2 separate regions of the Homo sapiens genome follow, and region 1 is linked to region 2. Evidence: chromatin contacts called from ENCODE Hi-C or POLR2A ChIA-PET data. All regions are on one chromosome and are shown on one strand. Each heading gives the region's core, a stretch centred on a gene start or an enhancer-like site at or near the end of the contact. The rest is flanking DNA. Distances are from core to core; before and after follow the strand shown. Region 1 has its middle 120 kb from the start of GLI2. Region 2 has its middle 100 kb from the start of LINC01101.

Evidence for each region. A loop is a pair of places that touch in the nucleus more often than their neighbours do. ChIA-PET counts read pairs that join two places held with the same protein, here RNA polymerase II (POLR2A). Pooled maps may share reads with other maps.
Region 1: a map of ascending aorta shows a loop between it and region 2 (4-fold over the local background). The contact joins two enhancer-like sites. A Hi-C loop is called at or near these places in 7 of 168 maps with a recorded cell type or tissue (Caco-2, HepG2, PC-9 and 3 more) and 5 of 50 pooled maps. POLR2A ChIA-PET finds 5 or more read pairs at or near these places in 5 of 52 experiments (AG04449, AG04450, BJ and 2 more).

The regions. Positions count from the first base shown.
Region 1 is chr2:120,611,454-120,615,959 of GRCh38, reverse strand. No RefSeq gene overlaps it. Among named protein-coding and RNA genes, the nearest start is that of GLI2, 120 kb to the left of the region's middle. Within about 2 kb of position 2,124, at least 3 of the 41 ENCODE cell types and tissues checked have a DNase peak (open chromatin) inside an H3K27ac peak, as active enhancers do; they include ascending aorta, where a contact is called at or near this core.
Region 2 is chr2:120,565,042-120,569,232 of GRCh38, reverse strand. No RefSeq gene overlaps it. Among named protein-coding and RNA genes, the nearest start is that of LINC01101, 100 kb to the right of the region's middle. Within about 2 kb of position 2,457, at least 7 of the 41 ENCODE cell types and tissues checked have a DNase peak (open chromatin) inside an H3K27ac peak, as active enhancers do; they include ascending aorta, where a contact is called at or near this core.

The DNA.
Region 1 (4,506 bases), core at 875-3,374, 47 kb before region 2:
CACCCCAACTCATGAGACCAGTGGGATGGCGCCATTGATGCTGCCATTTTATAGCTGAGAAAATGAAGGTTCCTAGGACTGCGGCGAATGCCTGCTTCATAACAATACTCTCTGAAGCTGGGCCTGGAACTTGGTTTTGGTGAGCCCTGGGCTCGCCCTGGGCTCCCTCCGTGCACCCATCATATCCAAGAGAGGTGAAGCTCCTGCTCTAGTCAGATGGCAAAGCCCACCAGTGGGCCACCTTTGCTGGTAGGCAGGGCCCTGTACATGCAAACCACCCGCTGTGAATAGGCTGCCTCCTTTGCTATCGTCTGTCTCTCTTGGCACGGGAAGAGGGTCCGGGTTTATTCTCAGACTTTGTTTTGTTCCTCTGCATGGAAAGTGTGTGGGTTTGGGCATGGCTGGCCAGAGAGATTTGGATTCATGTTTGTGGGGAGATAGGATGCCTCCCCACCGGGAAGGACCAAAGTGCTTTCTCTGTCTCAGCTTTCCTGGAACTCTGCACTGGGCAATACTGGACGAGAGGCCAGTTTTTAGTGAAGTGGTTATTAGTTTCCTGCTTGGTATGTCACAGGTGGGGTTCCCTGGAAAGCAGCTGAGATAGAGATTTGCATTGGAGGTGTGTCCCCAGCCTCTGTACCTCAGTGCCATCACTCAGCCATTGATGGGTCCCACTGAGGAAGGGTCGTGCTCTTGGGCAAGGGGGCTCTCTTCTGCCTGCAGGAAGAGGAGGGCAGGGGGCGCTGGAGACATCTTAGCAGCTGGGGAAATAAGTCCTCCATTCCTGAAGTGGGGTCCTGTGGCCACCTTGCTATTGGTCTTCTTCGCACACATCTCCTCAGGACCCCGGAGGAGCGGCGGCAATTCGCAAAGCAGGAATCTTGCGTTGCTGGGTCCTCCGGCTAAATGCAGCACATGTTATCAGAACCTCCCGCTGACTCTAGATGGCGGAGGGGTGAGCACTTTAGGCCTTGGGCTTCGTGGGGCATGGGGATTTCAGGGAGGCCTGGATGCTGGGATGAATTTGGGAGAGGCGATTGACCTGTGAGGTGGGCTGGGATGAGCGTAGGGAGGGGATGTACAGGGTCCTCCATCAGTCAGAAAGCCCTGCCTGGGCGGGACAGGCCTGCTGGATGGGTGCCGGGGCACCTTTCTGCCCTCCCTGTCCTCTCAGGGAGACACAGGTTGCCGTTGTGGGGATGGGGACGGGCAATAGGTCACAGCCCTGGGTGGCAGTGGGGAGAGCCAGGAGGGGCCAGATGCAGGAGAGGGGCCCAGTTATATCTGGGTGAGCTGGCCCTGCTGCAGCAGAACTTGGAGAGGCGTGGAGGGGCTGACCGTGGTGAGTGGGGCCAGCCTGTCTGAATTAGCACAGCCGGTTTCCTCTAGCGCAGGTTTTTCCACAGCGGAAGAAGATTCAGGATGGCGGGGAGCGGCTGATTGCCTTTGGGGTCCCTCCGTGACTCAGAGCGTTTTCCAGCTTGTTGAACTGGGGCCATGCTGTGTGAAGTTTTCTCCTGACGCTCTGACGGATGCATAATGAATAGGGAATTTAATCCATATGCTGATGACTCCTCTACCCTGAACTCATCCGCATGCGCTCCTTAAGAGCCCTTTGATGTCCAGCAGGACGCACAGCCTTTTTATGAGATGTTTTATGCTCTCTCCCTGCACTCCCCACCCACCACTCGCCGGTTATGTTTGAGGAACGGAGGTTGTGTTTCTAAGAGTCTAAATAGACTCAGACCTTGAGAGACTCAAGTTCTAAATTTGAAGCTCGTGGGCTTCCCTTGGACTCGAGCCCTGGCAGCCCTTTCCCTTCCAGCCCGGGGCCTGGCGGCACAATTCCAGAGGCCTGGCTTTGCATGCACGGATGGCAGGCGGGGTGAGGCGGAGCCGGAGGAATCAGGGGGCAAAGCTCTGGGCCTTTCTCCTCACCTTCAGGGTGCTGCCAGCCCTGGGCACAGGCGGTGTGAGGGCGGTGAAGGAAGGAGCTGGCCCTTGCCCTCCCTGCCCCAGTCTCTCTGCCTTCAGCCACATCACCCATGCCATTCATTCCATTGGGCTAACGCATTTTCTCCCCCCATCTCCGGTAGCATTGCAAATATGTATGATCTGCTCAACCCCGAACACTTATTACGGGCTCCTTTTTCAGCTGGGAGAAGTTCTTGGGCAATGGGACACAGGACGGCAAATTTCCATGAGAGGACAGGAGTCCCTGCTGAGAAGAAGGGCGTTGGAGAGGGGAAAGAGAACGCTGGAGGCTGAAAGCCAGTTCTAGGACCCCTAGCTGGCCCTGGGATTTTGGGGGTCTGGACTGGGCCTGGGAATCGGGGTGGGGGTGGGGGTGAGGGTAGGACCAACTCAGGTTGCAGAAGATAGAGCCTCCAAACTAGAGTGGCCATGCTCAGAAGAGAAGACAAGCCTGGGGTCCGTGTGTGTGCACGCACGCGTGTGCTGGGGTAGAGGGCGTTTTCCTGAGCTTTGAGTATGGACTGAAGTCACTTTTAGTAGCCAATTAGCACTTTGACCCTGGGGAGGATGGCAGCTGTTAAATGCTGGGGCCCAGAGTGGCACCAAGAATCTACTTTGAAGAGGGAGCAGGGAAGGCTGTCAGAGAAGAGAGAGTTTTGGTCTGAAGTTTGGAGATGTAGGGGTTCTCTGGGGATACAGGGGTGAAGAACGAGAAGGGGGAGGAAAAGGAGACTCAGAGATGTGCAATAGGTGTTTTGGGGGTGGCTTATGCAGTGGAGAAGGTGTTCTGTGCTTCAGCTAACAGAACTGTGTGTCCTGGTGCCACGGAGGCGGGTCACACCTGTTGCACAGAAAACCGACACCTGGAATTACTTTAGCTCATTTCCGCCTGGTTTTCATCCTCAGCTGGCAAAGCCACCCTGCTCTGTGTCTCCGGGACACACCCTGTTTGGGAATGTTGGTAATCCTGTGACCCCATGCGTCTCCAGCTCCCCACTGCCACCCCACCTGAAGATGGGGACAGGGGGCAGAGAGTTTTGTCCCTTTCCTTGCATGGTAGATGAAGCAATAGAGGATTGGAGAGATGATATGGTTTGCCTAGGGTCACACAGCAAGCCAGAGGCTTCTGTCCCAGAACCACATCTCCCAGAGCTCGTTGCTGCTGCATCTTCCCTGGGCTCCTGCTGGCTCTGTTTCTCTGGGGCGGGGGCAGTGGTGGGGGGCACCTGACAGGTCTGCATGCGGAGCCCACCTATGAAGACCAGCTCGATGGCTCCTGTCCTTAGGAGCCCACTCTCAGGTGGGGGACAGACACAGAAACAGATGCAGGTAACGTGGTGTGATAGATGCAAGAAGAGAGGCGACCCCATGCAGGGTCCCCGAACCCAGGCTGGGGGAAGAATATGGGAAGGTGTTCTGGGAAGGCTTCCTGTAGGAGGTGAGGCCTGAGTTAAAGGAGAAAGGGGAGCAGGAAGAGGAGAGGGGAGCCAGAAGGAGGTTACAGGTGTTAGGAAAGTGAAGTGCAAAGTGGGGCTTGGTGCAGGGAGTGGACAGTTGTGACCAGGGAAGCCGGGGGGATGAATCAGCTTCTTCCCTGGGAAAGCGGGGCCTTCTGAGCCCTGCTGGAGTGTCTGCACTTTGTCTTACAGGCCTTAGAGACAGACAAGTGTGCATCCAGAATGATCTTCCCTCCTGGGGAAAAGCGGGCTGGGAAGCGGAAGGGCTGAGGCAAGACACCAGTGAGGGGGCTGCGAAAGGGATCCTGGAGAGGAGAGGGTGCACGGGAGCAGAGAGACAGGACACGCTCAGGAGCTACGCCCGGGTGTAACCGGCAGGATGTGAAGATTGTTGGTGGGGGAAGCGGGGTTCCAGGATGAGCCCGGATGGAGATCCAGGTGAAGCGGGCTGGGAGCCCAGCATGGCTGGTTTTGTGCACTTTGGGCTGGAGCACTGGAGAGGCCCCTGAGGCCCCTCGGGAGCGGCTTTTCTGGTGTGGTCCAGAAGAGCTGAAGAGCTCAGGGAGGTCCATGTCCTCAGAGGAGGCTCAGGATGGGGTTGGGGTGAGCTTTGGATGAGCTTTCAAGCCTTAAAAAAGGGGCTTGAAATTGAGGGAAGACCAAAGCCCTTGAGAGACACCCCTATCTCCCCTGCTCCCCTCCCAGCCTAGCTGTGAGCATGGCACAGCCAAGTGAACATTTGCAGAAAGAAAGGGAAAGGAAGGGGAGGAGAGAAGGGAGGCTTCAGCAGTCATTTCTGCTCCTCCCATGAAGGCAAGAGCTGGAAGGTGTCCTAGTACATACAACTCCTCTCGGCAGGCCCATGGGAGGGCCTCCGTGTCTGACAGCCACACCCTCTACTTGCGTAGCACCTTGGGGGCTACCTCCTGCCCCTTGGAGGGAGGGATCTAGGACAGGGAGACTCCTGGTTGCAGGTGCTACAACAGCCAATTGAAGCCTCGATTTCTAGCTTCAAGGTGGAACCAGAAGCAGGTTATGTCCATTTGGAATGATGAGCCTTTCCCAAAGTCAAAGG
Region 2 (4,191 bases), core at 1,208-3,707:
ACTGGAGGAAACAGATGACACACTCAAAGTCGAAGGACCTGAGAGTTTAATAAAGGAACTATTTACAAGTTGAGGCCAGGGTATAGGACACCACGAGGGGTCTGCTCCCTCCTCTAGGCCTAAAGGGATGAGGAAGCAGGGAAATAGTCCAGATCCCAGCAGGAGGGCTGAGTGGGGAGGGCCTCCTGCCGGGCCAGGGCCTCCTGATGGGCAAGACACTCAGCCAGAGTGTGGCCACTACATGCCCCCTGCCAGGGAACCCCACTGGCCAAAACCAGCCAGCACCCGAGCACAGGGACTCGTTGATGTGGTCAGGCTCTGGGGCACAGAGAAGGGGCAGTGGGAGGGAGGCTCAGATGGGCAAGTGCAGGTAGTTTAGGGGACCTACTGCTTCGTGGGGCCACTGTGAGCGGGGGTGCTTTGCTAGGCGTTCCACAAGCATCATTTCACCAAAACTCAGCCTGAGAGCTGCAGAGAGGGCACCAAAGCCTGGCAGAGCCCAGGTTCTTTCCACGGGGCCACATGGAGATTACTGCTGGCATTCTCCCAAAAAGTCGCAAAGTTGTTCTGGAGCAAGTGAACTCCAAGCCTGTGAAAGGTGAAGATTGTTCCAACCTCTACATTCCTCGCTGTGGGTGCAGGGTCAGCACTGGGGGACCCAGAACCCTTGGTTTCTTCAACCCAGCTTCCACCGGCAGAATGATTTAAATGGCAATGGTATGCAAGCAAAGACTGGCCAGGATAAAATCACAGCATGGGCAGGGTTTAGAGGTCGCTGTCCAAACTCAGAGACTGTCCTGAGGAATGACTGGGGCTGGTCAGCACCTCAGCAGGTTGGAAGGAGGCTGGGCCTGACACAGCAGGAGGAGCCAGGAGCCCCAGGGGCTTGGCCTGCAGGAGCCAGGGTGGCCAGTCTTGGGGCTACTGCAAGGAGGCCACAGCAGGATGCATCCTCAGTGGGTCAGGGCCAGAAGGCCCCTGGGAGCACTTGGTCCAGGCCCTGCAGGGGCAGACAGAGAAGCCAGAGGGGAGGTGGGGGAGTCTCAGTGGCAGGCCAGGGCTCCCCAGCAATTATACCAGGACTGCTCTGTCCCCAGGGAACATATGTAATGATGAATGCACAAAGCTCTGAAGGTAGATGCCTGGTTTCCCATCCTACTTCCAGTAGTAAGTTACTTCTCAGTTCCTCAGTTTTCTCCCCTGTAAAATGAGAATAACAGCAGAATTTGCCTAACGAGTGTGAACAAGCTCATCAATAGCAGGTTCTTAGGACAATGTTCTTGCACATGTTGAGGCCTCAGTGATCCCAGACGCTGTCATTAGCACTAGGCTCTGTGCTGCCCCTGGACCCACATCATCTCATTTATACGCCCCAAGCACTTGGGGTCTGCCTGGTCCACAGGCCTGTGCTCAGAGCCACTGCCCTAGCTGCCTCCTTGTTGGGCGCCTACTCCACACTCAGGTCTGTGTGACACATTTGTCCATCGTCCAGGCTGATCTTTGCTGTAAAATTGTTGGCTGTTTTCTTTTGAGAGACAATCTGGTGCCATGGAGGGAATCTCCACTTTCTCATCTAAAAAATTGACTGCTGAAAAGAAACACACTGTTATATGCTAATGTGTTGGATGCCATGCCAGACTCCAAAAAGACCAATTTTCCTTCCTTCCCAGTGGCACCTGCAGACTCTCAGGACATTCGTGGTGCTTAGACTTATGAGCCCTGCCAGGCTGTGTCCCTGGGTTACTGAGTCAGGCTGTCTGGGAGCAGGGGATTGCGATCTCCACTCTACACAAACACTTCAGGTGACCCTGCAGGCAGGCAGCACTCTCCCCCTATGCCTTCAGTCCAGGGTCTGTTGACCAAAGGGGCCTGGAGGAGGCTGTGGGGAGGAGGCCTCATCTCAGCTGGGGCAAAAGAGCTATGGTTGCAGGACCAGGTGACACAGGCCAGCCTTGAAGTCGGGCAGTCCTGGTCTGCACCTGGGCTGAGCCACACACTGGCTGATGACCTTGAGTAAGTCAGTTCACCTCCTTGAGTCTTGCTTCCCTCCTCTGCCAAATGCAGATAACCCCTCTAAACCTTGTAGGGCAGTTAAAAAAGAAACCATGTAGGTCTGTGGTGTCTGGACCGGGTGGAAGCTCCGTCCCATGGAAACGCCCTTTGGCTCTCCCTGCAGAGTTGATGGGGCTGTGAAAAGAAAAACGCTCTCCCCAGAGGTGGAATCTTAGCCCAGGTGCTCCTGGCCGGCTGGCAGAGGAGGGGTTAACGATGACTATGTCCACGGAACAATAAGTGACCGGTGGTGGAAATGCTGAACTATGATGATGGAGCTGACAGAGGCTATTTTTGGAGGCCAAACCGCATGGAGTAATAGGATTGGAGCAGAGGCAAGCGTGACCAGAGCCGATGTTCTCAGCTACCGAGGCAACAGCCGGCTGGCCTGCGCCAAACAAAACACTCCGCCGCTCCTTTCTCCCCGCGGGTTTTATCTTGACCTTCATGCAAGCTACCCTTGCCAGCACCAAGAAAAAGATTGCTTTAGATTTCCTAACTGTGGTGTTCTTCAGACTCACTGCTCCCACACCCTATGACTTCGGCTTGGTGTCCACTGTGCAGTGGGGAAACTGAGGTGGGGTGGGGAGGGGCAAGCACATCCCAGCAGAGGTGGCCTGGGGGGAAGGGAGCTCCTATGTCTGACTCCAGGCATGAGTCAGGGTAGTCTAAGGGCTGTCAGCCCCCGGTCCTCCCTGAGTAACCCGCAGCTTGATGGGTAGCCCAGGATCCAGCCTCCTTCTCTGTCACACCGATGCCTTCTATCTGTCAAAAAGCCATGCTGGGGAGACGATCCCTTTCTGCCCTATACACCTGGAAACTGCATCAGGCTTCGACTTGCTGCTCTCACTGAAATCTCCCTGGAAGAGGAAGGCATGGGGAACTCCTGTTCTGGGGGCAAATTCGGTCTATCTGGGCATTAAGAGCAGCTCGAGAGGGAATAAGACGAGGAGCATCTCCACGTGTGCCCAGTGGTGAAGCCGAGGCTACACCAGGCGTTTACTCTGTTAATCCTCATACCTTTGTGACACAGCCGTCATTGTTCCTATGCCACAGGCACTTGACCACTTGATAAGAAGCGGCAGGGGCCCTTTGCCCTCTACCCCTGATGCCAGAAGATCCTTGGGCCCAGATGGGGGCCCCTCCACACACTCCTGTGTTCAGCCGGTGCCCTTACTGGGACATCTCCAGGGCAGATTGACATGTATAATGGAAGAGTACATTTAAAATGTGGGAATGCCTTTGGTGTTTTTCTTTTCTTCCCTGTTGGTGACCTTCCCACTAGTCTGCCAGAGGCCCAAGCCTCCAGGAGGATCAGGGTTGTTACAAGACACAAAGAGCAAGTGAGCGCCTAGCCAGACTAGGATCTCCAGGCCCACAGCAAGAAGGGTTTGAAAGCCAGGCTTCCCTGCAGGGGAAAAAGCTTTCTACGTCTGCACGTTGCCCTTTCTATATCAAGTGCAATGCCTGCAGGTCTGAGCGTGAGGTTTACTCTAAGACCGTGTCGGGCAGAGGACACAGAATGTGATAAGAAGGTGAACTGGAACTGCATAAGACATCAGAAGGGAGATATGTGAGGCTGCACCCAAGGAGGGGGTAAGAAACTTCCTAGATCCAAGGGAATGCTGACCCTGACCCCTCCCCTGCCCCCCGTGCTTCTGGTGCCAAAGACCCCACCTCTACAACATCAGGCTGCTACCCAGAGTAGATGGTGGTGGGAGGTTCAGGAAGTACCAGAGGGGCTTGCCTAGCACCCCCAGGATCCTAGGCTCCCAACTGTGTGGAAGGCAGACCAGAGGGAGCTGAGAGTGGCCGGTGCCCTATAGTCAAAACTGCAGAGCAGCCAGCCGTGCCAAGGGTCACTGGGGTCATAGCCAGACCTCCCTCTAGCAGGTGGCAGCCCCAGAATAGGGACCCAGCCACAGGGCCCAGAGCAATTCCCCTGCATGGCTTAGGTGTAGTAAACAGACCTCAGGACCCCCCCACTCCCCGCCCCAACCCCGCCGGCCCCAGGACTGCGGGGCGTGTTGCAAGCAAGATGGCCCGACCCAACACCCCAGGGCCACCAGGCCCCTCCACTGCAGCCTGGCAAAGAGGGAGTGGGAGGAAGGGTGTCCTCCTGAGAGCAGAGACAGCCCT